Regions from separate parts of the Homo sapiens genome. Here region 1 is linked to region 2. Evidence: chromatin loops called from intact Hi-C (ENCODE). Cell type or tissue: Caco-2. All regions are shown on one strand. Each heading gives the region's core, and the rest is flanking DNA. Links, peaks and the distances in the headings are about the cores only. Region 1 has its middle 260 kb from the start of LINC02339. Region 2 has its middle 86 kb from the start of MIR3169.

The links. A loop is a pair of places that touch in the nucleus more often than their neighbours do. Peaks named below come from ENCODE experiments on the same cell type or tissue, not always from the same donor. Only the 100,000 strongest peaks of a DNase experiment are listed, where the experiment ranks them.
Region 1: a loop joins it to region 2, with 23 times the contacts of the local background. A loop is called at or near these places in 8 of 110 quality-filtered maps.

Annotation. Positions count from the first base shown.
Region 1 is chr13:61,682,769-61,688,159 of GRCh38, forward strand. No RefSeq gene overlaps it. Among named protein-coding and RNA genes, the nearest start is that of LINC02339, 260 kb to the left of the region's middle. In Caco-2, for the core only: no CTCF peak of the experiment used is centred there; a DNase peak (open chromatin) is centred at 3,023.
Region 2 is chr13:61,283,492-61,288,882 of GRCh38, forward strand. No RefSeq gene overlaps it. Among named protein-coding and RNA genes, the nearest start is that of MIR3169, 86 kb to the left of the region's middle. RefSeq lists an enhancer at 1,185-1,686. In Caco-2, for the core only: a CTCF peak has its summit at 2,891 (motif pointing right); a DNase peak (open chromatin) is centred at 2,830.

The sequences.
Region 1 (5,391 bases), core at 272-5,271, 400 kb after region 2:
TTCTACTGGGGCCCTGCCTAGTGAAGCTGTGAGAAGAGGGCCACCATCCTCCAGACCCCAGAATGGTAGATCCAGTGACAGGTTGCACCATGCAACTGGAAAAGCCACAGACACTCAATGCCAGTCTGTGAAAGCAGCCAGGAAGGAGGCTGTACCTTGCAAAGCTATGGGGCAGAGCTATCCAAGACCATGGGAACTCCTACTTGCATCAGCATGACCTGGCTGTGAGACATGGAATCAAAGGAGAAAATTTTGAAGCTTTAAGACTTGACTGCCCTGCTGGGTTTCAGACTTACATGGGACCTATAGCCCTTTGGTTTTGCCCAATTTCTCCCATTTGGAATGGCTACATTTACCCAATGCCTATACTCCCATTGTATCTAGGAAGTAACTAACTTACTTTTGATTTTATAGGCTCATAGGTGGAAGGGACTTGCTTTGTCTGAGATAGAGTTTGGACTGTGGACTTTTGAGTTAATGGTGAAATAATTTAAGACTTTAGCGTACTCTTTGGAAGGCATGATTGGTTTTGAAATGTGAGGACATGATATTTGGGGTGGAATAATATAGTTTGGCTGTGTCCCCACCCAAATCTCATCTTGATTTGTAACTTCCACAATTCCCAAATGTAATGGGAAGAATCCAGTGGGAGGTGCCAGAATTATGGTGGTGGGTCTTTCCTGTGCTGTTCTCGTGAGAGTGAACGAGTCTCATGAGATCTGATGGTTTTAAAAACATGAGTTTCTTTACACAAGCTCTCTTTTTTCCTGCTGCCATTGTAAAATGTGATTTGCTCCTCCTTCCCTTCTGCCATGATTGTGAGTCCTCCCCAGCCATGTGGAATGGTGAGTACAATTACACCTCTTTTTTTTTTTTTTTTTTTGTAAATTACCCAGTCTTGTGTATGTCTTTAGCAGTGTAAAGATGGACTAATACAAAGGCCAAGAGAAAAATATAATACAGAAAAAAATAATACATTGTATTTTCATAGAGATGATCCAGTGAAGAGAGAAAAACCAATAATTTTTATAAAATAAGCAGAATTTCTGGGGGAAATGTTCTCGATTATTCAAGGGTAAAAACAATTTACTGCAAAATGGAGGGATTAGTCTTGGCCAAGGCTATGAACAGTGTAAGCCCTGGAGTACTAGGAGGGGAAACAGAGCATGCACACTGATATGGGTAGGTGAGTGATCAAACTAAAAATTGTCTTTTGGTTTTCCTTTTTATTCTCTCAGTCAGAAAGCTATATGGATACTAAGATTGCAGATAAGGTTAGACATGATGAAGGTTTGAGGAAAAAGGATAAGGTATAAGGCAGTCATCAATGTAAGTAAATAAGTGAAAAGATTCAAGAAACACAATACATTTGCCTGGCAGATTTAAGGGTCATTGATGTTGTAGTCATGCCAGCAAGAAAAATTGTGTGTCATATGAAGAATTAGAAACTCTGGCCAGGCACAGCAGCTCATGCCTATAATCCCAGCATTTTGGGAGGCCAAGGCAGGAGAGTCACTTGAGGCCAGGAGTTCAAGACCAGTGTGGGCAACATGATGAGACTCTGTTTCTATAATAGTTTAATAAATTAGCCAGGGATGGTAGCACACACCAGTAGTCAAAGATACTCAGGAGCCTGACGTGGCAGGATCCCTTGAGCCTTGGAGTCTGAGGTTACAGTGAGCTATGATCGCACCACTGTACTCCAGTCTAGATGACAGAGCGAGACCCCATCTCTAAAAGAAAAAGAAAAAAACAACGAGCAAGATGGTGGAGTAGATAATACAAGACATATTGCCCCCAAAATAACAAATATGTAATTATCCATGAACGATAATAATCTTGGGAGAAATAAAGGGTCCATTTAAGAACTGGTTGCAACATTACGGAGCAAAAAAGCCCAGAATCACTGCACAGAAATGGTGGCTGGAAAGACTGGCAGACATGAGATGTGTGGAAATGTCTAGGAACAAAGAAAAAGTATGGAGGTTATCAATATCAGCCACATGGAGATAGCCACTGAAGTCCACAGTGGTCTGCTTAATAGAGGACATCATCAGCTTTTGCCACTGAGGTAACCAACAACCATCCTCATCACAAACCACCAGGAAACAGAGATGCAGTTGCTTCCCACCACCCTCCCATGAAGAAGACACTGTTTTGCCACCCTTCCCAACACTGCCCCCATACCCTGAAACCATGGTTGCTCCATGCATGGCCATACCTCAGAACCAGGCTTCATGGCTGCTCCACATTTGCCTGTGTTCTGGGACCCCACTCTGTGGTCATATCACATGCATTCACACCTCAGACACAGAAGTCACTGCTGCTCTAGTGTAGCTCCACCCTCAATCTTGGAGCCCGGGTTACAGGACTTTATTCCTGTGTACACTTGCACAATGCACGCTGGCTCCACAGGTGCTCCATGAGTGCTCACATCTCTGATATCAGAGCCACTGCCACAGCAAGCTAGTTTCTCAAGACCTCAGACTCATACTCACATAGCTTCTTGCATATCCACACTCCAGATCCCAGCTCCATGGCTGCTGGCATGCTGTGCCCACTTGCGGAACACCAAAGTCACTGCTGCTGCAAGTTAGAATACATCAGAGACCTCAGATCTTCTGTAGCTCTGGGTATGCCCATGTTTCAGAACACAACCTCTTGGTTGTTCCACAAGCACTATGCCTTGGACATCATTACCAAAGTAGCAACAGGAAGACCTGTGCCCCAGGCACTGGTGCCACCACCACCCAGACTCTGGAGCCTTGGTTCATCCCCATGTGCCTGTGCTTCAGACCTTGGCTCCATGGCCACTTCACTGGCACCATGAAGCAGACAATGATGATGCTGCTGCCACTGCAAACGTGCCCAGAAGTTGGTTTCAGTGCCAAAAGGGATCCCCTTGGTCATGACTTCTCCAGTGGCAGAAAAAGGTAGCAGGAGCACCCTAGCAACCTTTGCCATTTTAAACCTCAACTGCCTTTGCTGCCACCAGGGATACCTAAACACTTTGCTGCTGAGGATCCCTGCAATCTTAGCCAACAGTGACCTCAGCTGACAGAACTGCATAAGAACTATGCTTCCGTGTCCTCACTAGAACCTAAACTGCTGCACTGCTTACAGCCAGCACTCTCAAGCCCACTCATAGGGGAAGATCTTTGCCCACTGAAAAGAGTATGTAAAGTCTGGAAGAAGTGACTGCTCTATCATATGCGCAACATCAAGGCAAGGCAAAAAAATATGAAAAACTAAGGGAATATACCACCAAAAGAACACAATAATTTCCTAGTGAATGACCCCGCCCTCCCCACCACAAAATTGAAACCTTCAAATTGTCTCACAAAAAGTTTAAAATAATTATTTTCAGGAAGCTCAGTGAACTCTAAGAGGGCACAGGGAAACAATTTAATGACATCCAGGAAACAGTAAACGAATAAAATGAAAAATTTAACAGGTTAATTTTTTTTTAATAAAGAACCAAACAAATTTTAGAGCTGAAAATAATGAGTTAAATGAAAAATGTAATAAAGACTGTCATCAGTGAAACTAATCAACCAGAAGAAAGAATCTTTGAATTCAAAGACAATTTATTTGAAAATATATAATCAAAGGAGAAAGAAGAAATAAAATAAAAAGGGGTAAAGAAACCCTATGAGATATATGGGACAGCATCAAGAAAGCTAACTTTCACATCTCGAGAAGCAGAAGAAAGAGAGAAAGGGATTGAAAGCTTCTTTAAAAAATAGTAATTAAAAAAATTTCAAATCTGGGGAAAGATATAAATATAGAGATATAGAAAGCTAAAATTTTTCTAATCATAATCAAGCCAATGAAGACTACACCGAGGCATATTATAATTAAACTATCAAAAATTAAAGACAAAGAATTGTGAATGCAACAGAGAAAAATGATTGTTCCATATATATGAATAACCATAAGGTTACCAGAGGATTTCTCAGCAGAAATTTTTCAGTGCAAAGGCAGATAAGGACGATACATTCAAAGTACTAATAAAAAAAAAAAAAACATGCCAACCGATAATATCACAAACTGCATAGCTGTTGTTCAGAAATGAAAGAGAGATAAAGACTTTTCTAGACAATAAAAGCTCAGGGAGTTTACCCTACTAGACCTGCTTTATGAGAAATGCTAAAGGGAGATCTTCAAGCTGAAACAAAAGGAAGCTAATTAGTAACATGAAAATATAAAAGTATAAGCTCAGTGGTAATAGTAAGTACATAGTCAAATTTTAGAATACTTTAATATTGAAATAGTAGTGTATAAATCATGTATATCTCCAGTATAAAGGTTAAAATGTAGAACAGTATTAAAAATTACTGTAGCTGCAATAACTTCTTAGTGGATAAACAATATAAAAATTTATAAATTGTGACATAAAATGTATGTTGGGGAGTAAAAGTTTAGAGTTTTTATATATGATCAAACTTAACAGCCTAAAATAGCTTGTTACATATATAAATGATTTATGTAAGCCTCATGGTAACCCAAAAAGCAAAAATCTATCCAACATAGATAAAAGATAAAGACAAAGAAATCAAACATATTACAGAAAATCATTAAACCATAGAGGAAGACATAGAAAGAAAGGAACAAAAGATCAACAAAACAACCAGAAAACTATAAACAAAATAGCAGTAGTAAGGACTTACCTATAAATAATTTCCTTAATATAAAAGGGTTTAAATTCTTCAATCAAAAGACAGAGTGGCCAAATGGTAAGAACAAACAACAACAAAAAACAAGCCTCAATTTTATATGCCCTATGAAGGATTCATGATTCACTTCAGCTTTAGTGACACAGCTAGACTAAAACTGAAGGGTTGGAAAATAGATATAAATAAATAGATATAAAATAGATATAAAAATGAACCCCAAAAAGAATAGGGGTAGTTAGGGTAGTTATACTTATCAGACAAACTAAGCTTTAATTCAAAAATGGTAGAAAGAGGCATAAAGGGTAATGTTATAACAATAAAGGGTCAGTCAATTCATTAGCAGAATATAACAATTATAAAATATTTGCACCCAATATCAGAGTACCTAATTATATGAAGCAAATCTTAATAGATCACAAAGGAGAGATAGACAATAATGCAATAATAGTTGGGAATTTCAGTACCCCACTTTTAACAGTGGCTAAATTAGCCATCAAGGAAACTGTGGACTTGGACTACACTTTAAACCAAATTGGTCTAAAAGACATAAACCAACCATCTTATCCAACAAGAGCAGAATACAAATTTCTTCTTAAATACGTATAAAATATTCACCAAAATGAACCATATATTAGGCCACAAAATCAGTTTTAAGAAATTTAAGAAGATTGAAATCATATCAAGTATCTTTTCTGACCACAATAGTATTAAACTT
Region 2 (5,391 bases), core at 331-5,330:
AGAAGATATGATAAAATGGGGGTTCACACTGAGAAACACGGGGGTCATCTAGTGAGTTCTGGAGAATAGTTGTCTAGTACTTGACCCAGGGGTTGGTAAGGACAGGATAGTCACCTAGAGTGTGAAAGCCTGACATGCGATGTTGTCCTGGACTCTAGATTCATTGATTTGTGTTTGAAAGCATGTTCCTGGGTGAGTTGTTTACTATCCCTAAGAACTGGCTAACTCTAGGAGGTACAGTCCCTCTAAAGTCAGCAAGGCTCCAATGTCAAAGCATTAGAACACAGAAAATAAAATACAGTGCTAACAATATAAGTGAATACAGTGTTCATAGCTGAATATAGTGCTAACAATATAAGTGGCTTATCAAACAATTTCCCTTACCTATGATACAAAAACAGGAATATCAGAATTTAAGAATCAGGCATAGTTTCTGTTAAATCTGTGATGAAAAAAGGTATTTTATATTGTCAATCTAAATTCAAGTTGTGGAAAAACAGAGTACAGACTACTGCCTAGGTCTTTTCATTTTATTTAAAAAGAAAAAAATTGTATTGAAGTATTTCTATTCAGTATTATTCACATGTGTTTTGAGTTTGGGTAATTGTAGACATGAAATGAGTGTCAGAAAGGGCCTTGCAGTCTTTGTACTTTTAAATGCTTGTGGATTTCACTGCAATTTAAGGTCATGTAAACAGAGAAAAAACTCACAACTTTGAAATTGCCATGCTATTCATCAAGGAAACGTTTTTGGGGACCAATTTTTCTATTGGAATAGAAGATAGAGTAGGTCATTTAGAAGCCCTGCACTGTAAAAGTCCAGGTCTCGTTCTCCTTCCCTCCCTCATCACAGCTATCTAAATATTTCTTGATCACTCAAAAGAGATAATCTAACCAATGTACAAAGTGGAAAAAAATAGTAAAGTGTTAAGATGAAGGAGGATATTTCATGCAAATGTATTTAAGACTGGCCTGTTAAACTCAATTGAACACTACTTTTCATATGATTTGAATAGAAAAATATATTCCATATATTATTCAGAGTACTATGAAACAAAACTGAGAAAACCTTGGTGTTTTAGAGGACTTTCGTGTATTTAGTCATTCACTCATTTATTAAACAAATACTCGATTGCCTACTGGGAGCCAGTTCTATTTGCTGGGAATTTAATGCTGAGGATGAGAAGCAGGAACCCTGTCATAAAACAGATTAAGGAAATAAACCACATCTAATCATATCTATATGCACAAGAGTTCCACAAAATCTGAGACTCAAAGAAGGGCCAGAATATTGAAGCTTATATAATTGCATCCTGAGCTAAAGAAAGGAATAGGAAATTGGGGCTTCTTGGGGCAACACAAGTTATGGGAAGGTTAGGCAAGGAAATGTATGGTGAATAAAGGTGGTTTTGTTATGCAGAGAAAAGTCTCCCAGGTAACAATGGATTCCATTCAAGCAGAATGGAATCAATAATCTCACAAGTGTAGACAGAGATAAATTAGTAAAGGAACAAGTAAGCAAAATACATTCAGGCTAGTGATAAGAGTTATGAAGGAAGTGAACAAGGTGATAAATGCTGGAAAGGAAGACATGGATTTAGATACAGTGGAAGGATAAAACTTCTCAGACGAGGTGACATTTGCACTGAAGCCTGAAGTGTAAGACTTTATGGCCTTATGAATCCTTACACTGGAAGCCAAATTAATCGAGAGTTTAGACTGAGCCTTGATTAGAAGAGAGAATTTTTAAGTGCAATGTGGTTCCATTGAATGACTTTAAGCCAATAGTAACACAATCTGTCCTTTTGACAAATTAAAAATAAATACTGTTTTGGTACGATGCTATTCAAAGTATCACTATGCCTATTTTTCTAAATAATTTTAATTAAGTTCAATATTATGCTTATATGAAACTATTGGACCAGGACTGATAGATATGATACAACTTTTATTTGAATATGTTTTTCTTGAATGTCTAAGCAAGTGAAGAATAGCTTCCCTCCACTCTTCTACGTTCCTTGGCTGGCCTATGAGTTAAATTGACATAAAACAGATTAAGGAAATAAACCACATTTAATCATATATATATGCACAAGAGTTCCGCAAAATCTGAGACTCAAAGAAGGGTCAGAATATTGAAGCTCATATAATTGCATCCTGAGCTAAAGAAAGGAATAGGAAATTGGGGCTTCTTGGGGCAACACAAGTTATGGGAAGGTGAGGCAAGGAAATGTATGGTGAATAAAGGTGGTCTTGTTATGCAGAAAAAAGTCTCCCACGTAACAAAAGTAGTCAATGAGCAGCCCTAAGAAGAGAGGACAGCCTTACTGGGTTAGTATTGGCCTCTAGGCTCCTCTCCAGCCATTTAAGTCAGTCTTTCGTGGTTGGAAGAATTCCTGAGAAGGGGATTTATGACATGTAAGATTCATTTGGAGGATCCATCTTTATGCAGATTAGAGGAGCTGAGAAAAAGCCTCTGCCTGAATCCACTGTTTTCCCAAGTGCCTTCAGTTCAAAGTGATCAGCACACTGAAGCATCACATTTTGGGGTGACATTTCCCGAATTGGACCTACATTTTAGGTAAGATGTACATTCTGATATGCAGCTTTTATTTCATTAACCAAATTATATATCTTATATAAATTAGGTGCTCTCAAATATAAGCGACAGATCCTGTGATTCAAACCAACTCTATGAATAAGGAAACATTGTAGTACATAGCAAGACGTAGGATAGACTCAATCAGCTGGTGAGTTCAAGTCTCCATCTCTGTTTCTTCGTGGAGCCCCTTGACTCTGGCCCACTGTGTTGCCTTAGCCTTTAGATCAACTTCTATTGTGGCCACAAGATGGCAGCCAGCAGCCATAGGGGCAAAAGGCCTTTGTTCATACCTAAAAGGAGAGAGATCTATCCTTTAAATATGGGAGAAAATGTCTTATTATCTGACTGTGTCCCCTATGGGTGAATAATAGTCATGTCATGTAATAATTCTCTAACATCTGAATTGCTGAAATAATTACAAGAAAAAGTAGTGGGATTTCCCTAGAGCTAGGCATGCTATGAGATTTCCTTGCACAGAGAATAGGTGAATTCTACCCACTTTTACTGTCGTCCTCATGTTCCAGCCAATGAAGCCCAGTGACCCAAAAGGAAGAAAAAATGGGAGATAAATTTTGTCTAGGCAACAATAATTCTTTAGTAGTTAGTTATAAGAAAAATTTTTATGCTATACCTAAATTTGAAGTTCAGGGATTGTATGACTAAGTATGTACAAGGCACTGCATGGGCTGACCAGAGTATAAAGATAAATTAAGTCTAGTAGAAAAGTATAGATTTTTTAAATGATAGGAAATGACATCTGAAAATGCTAGGAATACATCTATGGTTCATCTCCCATTGGGCCAGTTTGCTCAAATATGACTGAAGATATGAGAGCATTTGAACCTTAGAAAAACCACATAATTTTTCTTCTTCCACAAGTATTATTTTTTGCAGATAATAGAATGAATGTGGGAGGTTTTTTTCTTTTTCTTTAGTAATATCCATGGAATATTTTACTAAAAATATGGACTTTAAAGTCAAATAATGGAGACTCAAAAGTTGATTCTACCTACCACTTAACCACTTGGCCACTGGGGTCAAGTAACAGTCTCTCAGCCTCCTCTGAGATAGATATTTATAAAATATCCATTCATAATATTTATTACTCCATTTCCACACTGCTATGAAGAACTACCTGAGACTGGGTCATTTACAAAGAAAATAGGTTTAATTGACTCACAATTTCACATGGCTGGGGAGGAACCTTACAATCCTGGCCAAAGGCAAAGGAGAAGCAGGGCCCGTCTTACATGGTGGCAGGAGAGACAGAGAAAGCAAAATGGGAAGTGCCACACTTTTAAACCATCAGATCTCGTGAGAACTCACTCATTATTACGAAAACAGCAAGGGGGATATCTGCCACCATGATCCAATCACCTCCCACTAGGCTCCTTCTGACACATGGGTATTACAATTAGACATGAGATTTGGGTGGAGACACACAGCCAAACCATGTCACAGTAAATACAATATATTATTGCTTTTATGGATTATCTTATTATAATTGTGGATTTCTTTTACAGTTATGACATACTGTGGAACATTTCTCATAATATCTGGTTCTGAGATACTTGGATATTTGAGGATAACAGAACTCCTTCACAGATGCCTCATTAACAAGTGATTTTGAATACATGACTATTTCAAAATGTACCTTCTAATTTATATATTTTCTAATTGCAAATAGGTATATTATATTATGTGCTTGATTCACTGATGATTCTGCAAAGACCTGGAACACCTATGGATAAATTCAGTTTCTGGAAACAGATGGTTCCATTTGTTTGCTACTGTTTTAAAGGGTTGTCGTCACCATTTTTAAGTGTCTCTGGCTTTCCGGTGCTAATGCTATTCACCAGTTACAGTTGTTTTTAGACATTTTCAAGTTCTAATATTACATTTGATTTCTTTTTCAATGATGAGAGTTAATTCTGTTCTGTTAATTATACTTCAAGGCTCAGGCTTTTGTGATACACAAAATTCCTGATGTTAATAATGGATTGCCTCACATCTCCTAGCCATTACAATTTTTAGACAACTCATTTAAATAGGGTATGGTTTAAAAGCTTTTATTAATATTAAAATGCTAACACTTTTTGCAATAGCTTCCTGAGTCTTCCCAGAATCAGGATTCACTAAAAGCAACTCTGCTGGGCCAGCACAGCAGTATGCTCAGTTAATTATAAGCTTCAAGAAGGAGCCTCTGGTAGAGATGAATGGTTTATATAAAGGGCCTTAGATGTGGGGAAGCATGTGGGACTGAAGACAGTTTGTGGGTCTGAAGGAAAGGGTATGAGCATGGAGAAGCATGGAAGAGATAGGCTGTAGAGTGAGGTGGGAGCCAAGCCATGGATAATCTTGGGTTTCATGCTAAGATACTTTAAGTCTCCTGTGAAAGAAATGACAGGCCACTAAAGAATTCCACCACTGGAGGTAATATCATCAGATTCACAGTTTGAGGGATTTCTCTGGTTGTGTTTCTGAACTATAGATATTTATTGGAATCTAAATGCTACTTTTTCTTATATTTCATATATTTTCTTTTCTATTGTTTCATTTTTTCCCAGACCACATAAATATGTGTGTTTTCCTCATCGATTCTTTTTTTACAGATTATAATGATTTGTTATTTAATGGAAGCCTCTACTTTGAAATGTAGAAGGTCACATATTTTAGTCTTGAGATGATGAAGTTTGATTCAGTCACAAAGAACCAAATGTACTTTTTTACAGACAAAACTGGCTCTACATGATGTTGCTTTGACATTTGATTAACTGCCTTTTTTTTCC